Regions from separate parts of the Homo sapiens genome. Here all the other regions are linked to region 3. Evidence: chromatin contacts called from ENCODE Hi-C or POLR2A ChIA-PET data. All regions are on one chromosome and are shown on one strand. The core of a region is the stretch at or near the end of the contact, and the rest is flanking DNA. Distances in the headings are between cores, read along the strand shown. Region 1 holds the start of PARP1 (poly(ADP-ribose) polymerase 1). Region 2 holds the start of SRP9 (signal recognition particle 9). Region 3 holds the start of WDR26 (WD repeat domain 26).

What was found. Hi-C counts contacts between places; a loop is a spot of excess contacts on that map. ChIA-PET counts read pairs that join two places held with the same protein, here RNA polymerase II (POLR2A). Pooled maps may share reads with other maps.
Region 1: a pooled map shows a loop between it and region 3 (11-fold over the local background). The contact joins the promoter of PARP1 here to the promoter of WDR26 in region 3. A Hi-C loop is called at or near these places in 2 of 37 single-sample maps with no recorded cell type and 8 of 50 pooled maps.
Region 2: a loop to region 3 is called in a map with no recorded cell type, with 5 times the contacts of the local background. The contact joins the promoter of SRP9 here to the promoter of WDR26 in region 3. A Hi-C loop is called at or near these places in 3 of 37 single-sample maps with no recorded cell type and 6 of 50 pooled maps. POLR2A ChIA-PET finds 5 or more read pairs at or near these places in 1 of 52 experiments (PC-3).

The regions. Positions count from the first base shown.
Region 1 is chr1:226,406,265-226,409,698 of GRCh38, forward strand. PARP1 (poly(ADP-ribose) polymerase 1) reads right to left here and starts at 1,829. Exons shown (of 23, transcript NM_001618.4): 1 at 1,546-1,829. The coding sequence starts at 1,665. RefSeq lists enhancers at 394-453, 2,044-2,173, 2,352-2,496, silencers at 1,404-1,503, 1,754-2,013 and a cis regulatory region at 2,424.
Region 2 is chr1:225,776,027-225,779,522 of GRCh38, forward strand. SRP9 (signal recognition particle 9) reads left to right here and starts at 1,800. Exons shown (of 3, transcript NM_003133.6): 1 at 1,800-1,986. The coding sequence starts at 1,915. RefSeq lists enhancers at 793-1,553, 1,300-1,519, 1,770-2,139.
Region 3 is chr1:224,433,519-224,437,200 of GRCh38, forward strand. It overlaps WDR26 (WD repeat domain 26), which reads right to left and starts at 1,279. Exons shown (of 14, transcript NM_001379403.1): 1 at 166-1,279. The coding sequence starts at 887. It also overlaps a transcript of CNIH3 not described here. RefSeq lists a silencer at 1,258-1,657 and an enhancer at 1,998-2,187.

The DNA of each region.
Region 1 (3,434 bases), core at 579-3,078, 2.0 Mb after region 3:
GGAGATATCAATTTTTTCTTATCTAAACTCATGGACCTCTTGCCTTCTACCTACCATCCCACAGACCCTGGGTTAAGAGCTCCTGCACCAGGAGTGAGAACTTCATAACAGGCTGCCTTGTATATTCAAAGTAAGTTCTAGGTTCCTTAGTGGGCAACAAGGCTCTTCAAATTGTAGGCCCTGTCTACTTCCCTATTCTCATCTTTCTGCTCCACTTCTGTGAATTAACGACTCCTAATCAAGCTTCCACCCTTAGCTGGGTCATCTCGGACTCCTAGGCACACAATGCCTAGAGCACAGCTCCATCAGGTGGCATCCATCCTCTCTTACGGTAACGTTTGTTTACCAGTCATTTCCCGTTTAACCAAACTGGAAATTCCCAAAGGTGGATTCTGTGTCCTTAAAACCTAACAGAGTGCTTAGAACTTAAAAAATGCCTACCAAATAAGCACTGTGTGCCACGTACTGACTTAGGTATGCCCCGAGGACACCAAGATGACAGGCATATTGTGAAATAAGATAACGGAAGTACACCTGGCACTTGGGTATCCACTCGGTAAATGTCGCCCTCCCTTGTACTAAGTACTGAAAATCCACTGAGGGATATCTGGTCATTCCTAAAACACATTACAGCTCATGGAAGGGAGGAAAATCAAGCTACCTTGACCATGAGCACTAAGCTTGGGTAATATGTTGGAAGCGAGGAGGAACAGGGCAGATGAGAACCAGAATTATTAATACAAAGGTAGACATCGGCAAACTGGAAGCTGGAGGCAGGAGCCCCTGGGAAATGACAGGGGCCTTCAAGCCCACCACCTCACAGAAGGCTCAGGAAACCTCAGAAGGGGATTCAATCTATCAAAAAGCCCACATGAGAAACCCCCCTGGAGCCACTCTTACTCAAACCAGACAGCTGCAAATGCACCAAGAGAACGCGTCTGTGAATCTGGAAAATTTGGGGAAAATGTTACTTTAAAGCACAAATTAGGCTCAAAGTGAATGTACTGTACAGAAATGACACCTTTCTGCATAGTTCTGCCTAATTAAAATAAAAAATGAGAGTGAGCGTTTAAATGACGTGTTGAAATGACTGCCAAAAATAGGTTTAACAAAAAAAAAAAAAACCCACATGTCAGTCGCCACCATCCATGTAGAACAAAAACCCTCCAGAACAAGATAGGTCAAAATCAGATTAGCTTAAAGAGACCATGTACAATTCCCCCCCAACCCCTGAGGCGAACGGCAGTAATAAAACACCGCCACCCAGAAAGGAGAAGAGAAGAGGCTCCTCGTTTTCACAAAGCGAAAGGCAACACCAGCTGCAGACTTTATTTCCCGGGCTTTTCCTGCAACATCAGCAAAACCTTCCGGAAGGGTCGGCCGGGCCGCTCGGGAGGAGGGGCGGCCGCGGCCCCATAGGCCCCAAGTGCCGCTCCGAGGGCCCGGGCCCGCTCGCTCCCTGGGCCCGCCCTCCCCCAGCCTTCCCGGACACAGTTAACCCGGGGCGCCGCGTCCCCGCCCCGCCGCCCGCACAGCGGCCCGCACCTGCACCATGATGGCCATCCGGAGCGAGTCCTTGGGGATGCTCTCGCTGCATTTCTTGCAAGAGGCGCGCCCGCTCTTGGCGTACTCGACTCGATAGAGCTTATCCGAAGACTCCGCCATCCTCCCCTAGCTGCCGCCAAAGCTCCGGAAGCCCGACGCCACGACCTAGAAACACGCTGCCGCCTCGCCGCCTCGCGTGCGCTCACCCAGCCGCAGGCGCCTGAGCGGCCAGAGCCGCCACCGAACACGCCGCACCGGCCACCGCCGTTCCCTGATAGATTGCTGATGCCTGGCCGCGGGAACGCCCACGGAACCCGCGTCCACGGGGCGGGGCCGGCGGCGCGCGCGCCCCCTGCCGGCCGGGGGGCGGAGTTTCCCGGGCGCCTGCCGGGTGGAGCTCTGCGGGCCGCTGCCCTGGGGGCCGAGGCGGGGCTTGGGCTGAGCTAGTAGCTCTTTGGAGGACCCGGCGCCACCCCTTTGATTGTTCTGTCCCAGGAAGTCTTACTTGATTTCACAACTAATTTTACCCCCAACCCCTCCCCCTTTTATTTTTGAGACTGAGTCTCACCGCGCTGGAGTGCAGTGCCGCCATCATGGCTCACTGCAGTCTGGAACTCCTGAGCCCAGCGATCCTCCCACCTCAGCCTCCCGAGTAGCTGGGACTACAGGCGCTCACCACAACTGGCTAATTAAAAAAAAATTTTTTTTAGGGACAGGGTCTCGCCAAGTTGGCTAGACTGGTCTCAAACTCCTGCTACAAGTGATCTTCACGCCTCAGCCTCCCGAAGTGCTGGGATCAGGGGCATGAGCTACCACGCCGGCCCCAAACTCTTAAGTGTGTCCTCTCTCCCCTGAGGGCAGCTGGGTCCGGGAAGCGCAGGCCCCCGCCTCGGGAATATAGTTGATTGGCCCGAGGTGGACCCTGCAGTGCTAGGTCCACCCTCCTGGCTTGGACGGGCGTTCTAACCTGCCGTCCACAGACCGTCGGGACAAAATACCAACTGAAACCTAGCATTTCCTTTATTATGAATTTGACTACAAATACCAGGAGTATTAGCAGTACCTGTGACTTTGTGGGCAATAGTCATCACAGACGTTTTCATGTTACTTTACAGTTGTTGGTGATAACTCGAAATATTATTAAGCTCATCACTACTCGAAATTGTGGTAATGACTGCACCTGTTGCTATCAGATATTTTGTGTGTGTGTGTGTGTGTGTGTGTAAAGAAAGAGATGGGGAATCTCTCCATGTTGCCCAGGCTGGTCTTGAACCCCTGGCCTCAAGCAATCCTCCCACCTCGACTTCCCAAATTGCTGGGATTACAGGCATGAGCCACTGCACCTGGCCTAGATCTTGTTGTTTAATATAGAACTATACTTCAAAATATAGTTTATTAAAATTGGTTTCTTTTCTAATCCTATGCATTTTTTTTTTTCATTTCAAAGATTGTAACATGAGTGTGCTTTATTTGAAAATATTCAATTCTGGTATAGAGGATAAGAAAAATAAGCAGATGAATAAAACTCATAAAAAGTGTTAACCATAGAGAAGAAGCTAGTGGCTTAAGAGACAAGGATGTTGAGTAAGCAAGAAGGTTGTGAGACATAGGCCGAATCCTAAAAGTTAGTAACCAGTTAGATACGTTGAAGGTAGGCTGGGCACAGTGGCTCATGCCTATAATCCTAGCACTTTGGGAGGCTGAGGTGGCCGGATCCCTTGAGCCCAGGAGTTCAAGACCAGCCTGGACAACATGGCAAAACCTTGTCTCTACAAAAATTAGCTGGGGGTGGTGGCAGGTGCCTGTAGTCCCATCTACTCGGGAGGCTGAAGTGGGAGGATCACCTGAGCCCTGAAGGTTGAGGCTGTGGTGAGCCATGATAGTGCCAC
Region 2 (3,496 bases), core at 550-3,049, 1.3 Mb after region 3:
TCTAAAATGTTAAACCCCAATATCCAATCTGACTAAAACTTATTTCCTGCTATATTGAATTCAGATTTCCTTTAATCCTGGTTCCTTAACTTCTCTCTTTTGACTCAATTAATTACCAGCTATCTAGCATGGATCCCATAATTTATCATTTCAATCATTCTCTTGCCAGTACCACCTACAACATTCTTGACCCTTTGTTCTTCTTCCTCATGTACCCTATAAATCCCTAATATCTGTCTTTTCCAGTCCAAAATCCAAGCTTCTGGGTGTTGCTGGAGACAGACCCTAATTGGGGCTATTCCCAGATATGATCTCCAGTTTCAGCTTTTTACTCTACTTGACATATTGCTTTTGAGTTTCTTTTTTTGTTGTTGTTGTTGTTGTTGTTTTAGAGACAGAGTCTTGCTCTGTTGCCCAGGCTGGAGTGCAGTGATATGCGATCTTGGCTCACTACATCCTCCATCTCCTGGGTTCAAGAGATTCTCCTACCTCAGCCTCCCGAGTAGAGTAGCTGGGATTACAGGCACCCACGACCAAGCCCAACTAATTTTTTTATTTTTAGTAGAGATGGGGTTTCACGATGTTGACCAGGGTGGTCTTGAACTCCTGACTTCAAGTGATCTGCCCACCTCAGCCTCCCAGAGTGCTGGGATTGCAGGTGTGCACCACCGCTTCCCACCTGTTTTTTTCTAATAGGCTTCCTTATTCATTTCTCACAATGGCTTTTCCAAACCTTCTCCTCAAGGATCCAAACCCATCCTTGCTTCCTCAAAGATCCAAAACCACCCTTCCTATTTACGAAGGTGGTCTCCTGTCTTAGGTGACAAGAAAATGTACCTTCTTGCCCTCGTATCTACATGCTCACCTATACCCTCACCCGACTTTTCCCTCCTCCTCACCCCATCAAAGGCAATAATGCACCTGTTTTTATTCATCTGGGCCTTTGGTCTTCCCCTTCATATTTCCCGAGACCTCGCTTTCTTCTTTCTCTTGTATTTTTTATTTTTCTATCTCTTATGTGTCCTTCTCTAAAAGTTATAAACATGCACAAAATCTTTCCATCTCAAAATATAATACCCTTTACCTGGTGTCCCCTGCAGGCCATCTTCTTTATTTATTTACTTTTGCGCCAGCGTCTTCCTCTGAAGCCCAGGCTGGGTGCGTAGCGCGATCATGGCTCACTGCAGCCTCGGACTCCCGGGCTCAAGCGATCCTCCTGCTTGGAGGATCAGATTTTTTATCCTTGCAGAAGTGATAATATGGCTTCTTCCTCATCTCCTAAACACCAGTCATCTGACATACACTGCAGATCTAAAATGGGCCTACGTGTTCTGCCCTTCCTTGCCTACCTGTTGAGCTTGCACCGCTTCTGTGAGTCTCCCCCCACCCACAAGAGATCCTTCTTCCTTCGCGCTCCACTAACCCGACATAAATGTTTATCATATAAAGTTTTCCGTTGCACTCTTGTGTTTATGTCTCCTGGCTTCTTCACCAAGCTGTGTGACAGCTGGGCCCTGTCGCCTCCTTCCTCGTATATGCAGCGACTATCGCAGAGCCGCTTAATCTTTGTTGAAGGCAGCTGCGGTTCAGCCCTGAGGGCCACGGGACGGACGCCACTCATTCAGCCCTACCGGGGGCGCTGTGGCAGCCGGCATTGGTTGCCGTGCCCTCCGCTTGTCTCGCTCAGCTCTCGAGCCACACGCCCTGGGCTCCGCCCACTCCCTGACAACATCCCTCCTGCCCATTGGGCGAGCATGGACGGGGCTGTCCAATGGAGCGAGGCGTTGGTGCGAGGAGGCGCCGCCATCTTGGGGCTGCTGGGACTCGCGTCGGTTGGCGACTCCCGGACGTAGGTAGTTTGTTGGGCCGGGTTCTGAGGCCTTGCTTCTCTTTACTTTTCCACTCTAGGCCACGATGCCGCAGTACCAGACCTGGGAGGAGTTCAGCCGCGCTGCCGAGAAGCTTTACCTCGCTGACCCTATGAAGGTAAATCGCTGGCGGGGCCGCTGCTTTGGGCCCCAGCCCAGGATGTCTTCCCGCCATCCACTCGGCCCCTGGAGCTTCCCCAGCGCTCCCAGGAGGTGCTGGGAATGAACACAAATGGACCCTGCCAAGTTAATGTTCTGCTCTCTCGTCCCCTTCTTCCCTGATCTAGCGGCCCAGTGAGGCCCTGAAGCTGGCAACAGCCAGGTTCATCTCAGCCCTAAACATTTCTGCAATCGATCTTCCCGCCCCAGTCCCTCAGCTTCCTTTATGGCTTCGGTTGTTTTACGAGTCCCTGAAGCCAGGGCTCCTCCCCCTGCAGCTTCCTGTCCTTTGTCTTGGTTCACTTTTCCTGTACCGCCTAGGCGGTAAGGGTACCTCATGTATATAAAACTGATGATGTTTTTTCTACTACCGCTCAGACATTCTTGAAAGATTCCAATTTGGAAGCATCTGTACCCCCCAGAATATTGGTTCTTAGTATTTTGGGAGTCACAGGCTTTGGGACCATAAGAATAATATTTGCACCTTTCCTCAGAAAAATGGTATAAGTAAATGTATAAGTAAATGTTTGCAAACAATTTTAAGGGATTCATGGACCTCTGAAATACATTCTTAGCCCCCACAAAAATTATAATGGAGGTGGATGTCAGAGGTTAGCTCATTATTAAAAAGCAAAGGAGTCCAAGTGATGGGAGTTTAGCATTCGGGTCTTACTTTTCGTCTCTTGAGGTTTTGGTTATTTTATTGTCATGTCTAAGAATTATTTGAAGCATCTTCGTGTTAATTAAAAGTTCTGCTTCTTTTTAGAACTCAGCATATTGAAGGGATTTTATACTGAAAACCTCAGACCTGGTTATGTATGATGCTTCTTTTGTTTTGTGTTTGTTGTAACTCAGTTATCTCTTTTATGCTGCATTCATTTCCCACTCTCGTGTTACTGACCCCAAGTTAAATTAGGTTCTGTGGGAGACACAAAGGTGAATGAGATTCCGTTCAACCCTTAAGGAGCTGGTATTATTGGAGGGTATTATAGATCCAGTGTATTGTGACTGTATCCCTCGGAGAAGAAAGAAAATTAAAAGCAGATAAAATCTCGGAAAACCGGGGCTCAGGATCTTTTTTTTTTTTTTTCAATAGTTTTATTTTTTTTGAGACGAAATCTCGCACTGTCGCCCGGACTGGAGTGCAATGGCTCAATCTCAGCTCGCTGCAACCTCCACTTCCTGGGTTCAAACGGTTCTCCTGCCTCAGCTTCCCGAGTAGCTAGGTTTACAGGCGCCTGCCACCACACCTGGCTAATTTTTTGTATTTTTAATAGAGGCGGGGTTTCACCATCTTGGCCAGGCTGGTCTGGAACTCCTGACCTCGTGATCCACCCGCGTTGGCCTCCCAAAGTGTTGGGATTACAGGTGTGAGCCACTGCGCCCAGCCCAGGGCTCAGGATTTACTGTGTGAAACTATTGATGATCATTAAGTAATATGAATTATGTTTTAAGTGTATGCAGTGAGC
Region 3 (3,682 bases), core at 29-2,528:
GCCCTGAGCCGCGTCCTCCTGTGTACTGGGTCCTGCGTGCCCAGCACTCATTCTCTTTGACCGAGCTCTTTCAAGCCCCCCTCCCCCCTCCGCCCCTTCCCCTACCCCCCTGGAGCCTCCGTCCCTCGGTCTGTCCATCACCAGCTGGCGGTAAGGGATACTTACTTGAGCCCTAAGCCATTCAAGTGCTGTCCTATTAGCCTAATGACATCCTCATCTGACTGGGAGAGCCGCTTCTTCTTCTTGAGGCTGCTGCCCAGTTCTGGGGTGGCCAAGGAAGAGGAGGCGGCGGTGGTGGCGGAGGCAGCTGCGACGGTGGCTGAGGATGCGGCGGCCGCCCCGCCGGGAACCCCGTTATTGACATTCAGGCTGTTGCTATTGTTGCTGGCGGCGGAGGGGGCGGAAGGCAGGAGCCCATTGGCGTGGGCCAGGTCCCCCGCGGACGACGACGACGAGGGGGACGACTCCCCGTTCTGGGCCGACAAGCAGGCGAGTTCCGGGGTCTGTCCCTGGCCCCCGCCGCCCCCTCCTCCTCCACCGCCGCCGCCGCCACCTCCTCCTCCTCCTCCTGCCCCATTGGCCTGCATGATGCTGCCGCTGACCAGGCTGTGGCCGCTACTTCGGTGGGGGACAGCAGCGGCGGCGGGAGGGGCAGCAGCCGGGGGAAGTCCCACCACTACCACCACGGAGGAGGAGGAGGAGGAGGAGGACGAGGACGACGAGGACGGAGGGGAGAGGCCTGCTCTGCCTGCCGAAGCCCCGGGCTCTCCTACTCCCTCCGCCGCCGAGGCTCGGGGTTTCTTCCGCGGGGGCGGGGAGGCTCCGCCGGTGTCCGAGTCGGAGGAGGAGGAAGCGGAGGCCAGAGTTTCCTCGCCGAGAGAGGCCGTGGTGGGAAGCCGGTGGGGCGAGGCGGGGGAGGGGAGGCGGGGGCCGGGGAGAGGGTCGGGGTGAGGGGGGCCGGGGAGGCGGGGAGGGGGTCAGGGTAGGAGGGTGAGGGTGAGGGTGAGAGGAGGGGGAGGAGGAGGAGGGGGAGAAGGAGGATCCGGGCCCTTTCCCCCCCCCCTCCCGGAGGCAGCTCGGGGTGCGCGGCCCGGGGGTCGCGCCGGGGGGCGCCGCGGGGCGGCTGCGGGGGCGCGGGGCCCGCCGCTGGGCTGAGCCCCGGCAGTGGCTGCGGCGGCGGCGGCGGCGGGCGGCAGCGGAGGCAGCTGCCGCCTCTGTCCTCGGATCCGCTCCGCTCTGCTCCCTGGTGTGTTGATTCTTCCCCCAGCTGCTGCCTAATGGAGTCCAGGCGCTCGCGTCACAGGAAATGCCTATACTGCCCTCCTCACTCACTTCCGGTGGCAGGTATGGAACCTATAGGGGGCCTGTCACCCAGCACGTGCATCGGGGGCTGTCCCGGGGGTCAGGGGAGGGAGGCCAGCGGGCCGGCGGGGTCCGCCCCGACCCCATCCACGACCCCGACTCCTATCCGATCCTATCCCCGGCCCCGCTCGGGCCTTTCCCCTTGCGCCCTGGCTCGGCTGGCTCGACGAGCAGTAAGTTCGTAGCCGCCCTCCGAAGCCGGGCGTGCATGGGATGGCAGAGTTGGCGTGCGTGCGTGAGTCCACCAGTGTGGCATGGGCATGTAAGGTGCGCGGAGGGACTGCACCTTCTCCATCAGGTGCAGAAGGTGAGGATGGGGCAGGGGGCTAGGAGCTTCGACAGGCAGGAACTTCCAGGCACAGGGCTGTGGTAGGCCCCTCTCAATGGTAACCAGGACCGAAATCGGGTTTCACAACCTACTTGTTTTAGGGTGGAAAAACTTGAATTTCCACAGCCAAGTGCCACACAGTTGCTGTACCCGGGGCCATCCCGGGAGCTGTGAGATAATGAGCCGGTGAGACTCTGCTCCACCCTGGGAAGGGGAGTTAGTCTAGAGGAGCATATCTTATGGGGACAAGAAGTCACAAAAAGGCTGTGTGGTGTGTAGAGAAGGGGAGGGACTCTGCTGTTGAGGCTTCACTCTTTTTTAGCACTTGCCCAGCACCTCCTTCTCTCTTCCAGCTGCCTCTTGAGTCACTGCCCAGTTTAGGGAGCAGTAACATAAACCAAACAGTTGCCTCCAAAATATGCATTCTGAGAAGGATTCAGGCACCCATTCAGATCCAGGCTTGAAATTTTTACGTGGCATGTGAGCCTTCTGTGTCATCATGACTTACCAATTTATGTGAATGTAGAAATGCAGCAACAAAGACTGGGCTGAATCTTAATCATTGGCAAATGGTGTGCATTATCCCCAAACAATTATTTTCATGTATGTGGTTGATAGCATCTATACTCAATATGTATAAAGATTTTCTCAGAAATTTAAAGTCTTTCTCTGAAGTAGTTTTCCTGTGGGGAGGGGAAAAAAAACACCTTAGTTTCTAATTAATACATCATACATCGCTGATATTTATTATAGTAATAACTGAAAGTAATTTTGAGGCCTTTGGAGACAGTTGTTTTTAAATTTGGAAATACAATAAAAAATGATGCTGATGAGAAATTAGTAAAGAATCCTGAGGTTTATGGATCCTCAGACAGGAAGAAGTAAGAGGAAGGTCAATGCAGGATCTTACAGGGATTTGGTTTTGTAGTTCTTACTGCTTAAATTTGCTTCCAGGTGGCAGCTGTAATTGCAAGGTGACTCACATACAGTGTTTATATTCACCTGAGGCCGACCTGAGTTCTAGTTGAGGTTCATAGAGCTCTGTCACTGTATCCAGCAGAGCCTGAATTACTAGATAGTTAACACCCTCAGAGAGCCCTGTTTGTATATTAACTTTAGACAACCTTATTATTAAAAGTGTTGTTTAGGCAAAATTTAATTTTTGCAAAATGGTTTATAATAATTTATTAGGCCCATAGCAACATTGAAGACTTGCTTCTGAATAAAGACTGTAGGTTTTATAAAGGAAATCAGTCACTTCATGGCAGCTACAGACAAAGCTCACACTTCATTAACAAAAGTAAAATGATGAAAAATAAATTGGATTCCATTGCTATCTAAACTCTATATTCCAGTTTTTCTAATTTTTAGGTAACCAACACTGCTCGTGTTAGAATTCTGAATTTATAAAGTCCCTTACAGAACATTTTTCTCTGTACTAAAACACAGCTTGAGAATCTGTTATCTGAACTCTGGGTCTTTAGGTCTTTCTAAAGCCAAGTTTCAGGTCTATGTGCAGATGAACAATTCTGAAATACCACTCTACACACTGAGGAACCTTCAGTAACACCACATTACCTACAGAATAAAATCCAAATTCTGTCTTGCTCACCACAGGTTGCTTTCAGTCTTTCTTTTTGGCTTCATCTCTTATTGCTCCTCTTCAGGGACCTGTCTACTGTCCGCCAAATGTACTGGCTCATTTCTCCTTGAGAGTCTTTGACTACACTCTCCCGTCTTTTCTTCACCTGTCTGATGCCAGTCAGTCTTTCAAGACTCAGCTCATTTCAAACCTCCTCAGGGGAGCCTTTCCTGACTTCCACTCTCCTAGCCGTCATTGTGGGTGTCATTTATTAGGCTCCTCAATCACGAAGGCTGCTTGTGATGTAACTTGCTAAGACCCCTTCTTCAGGTCATCAGAGAGAAGGCTTTCTAGACCTCTGTCCCCCTGATTTACCTTCCCCTTTTCACCCTCCTCCTAAAAAGGACTAA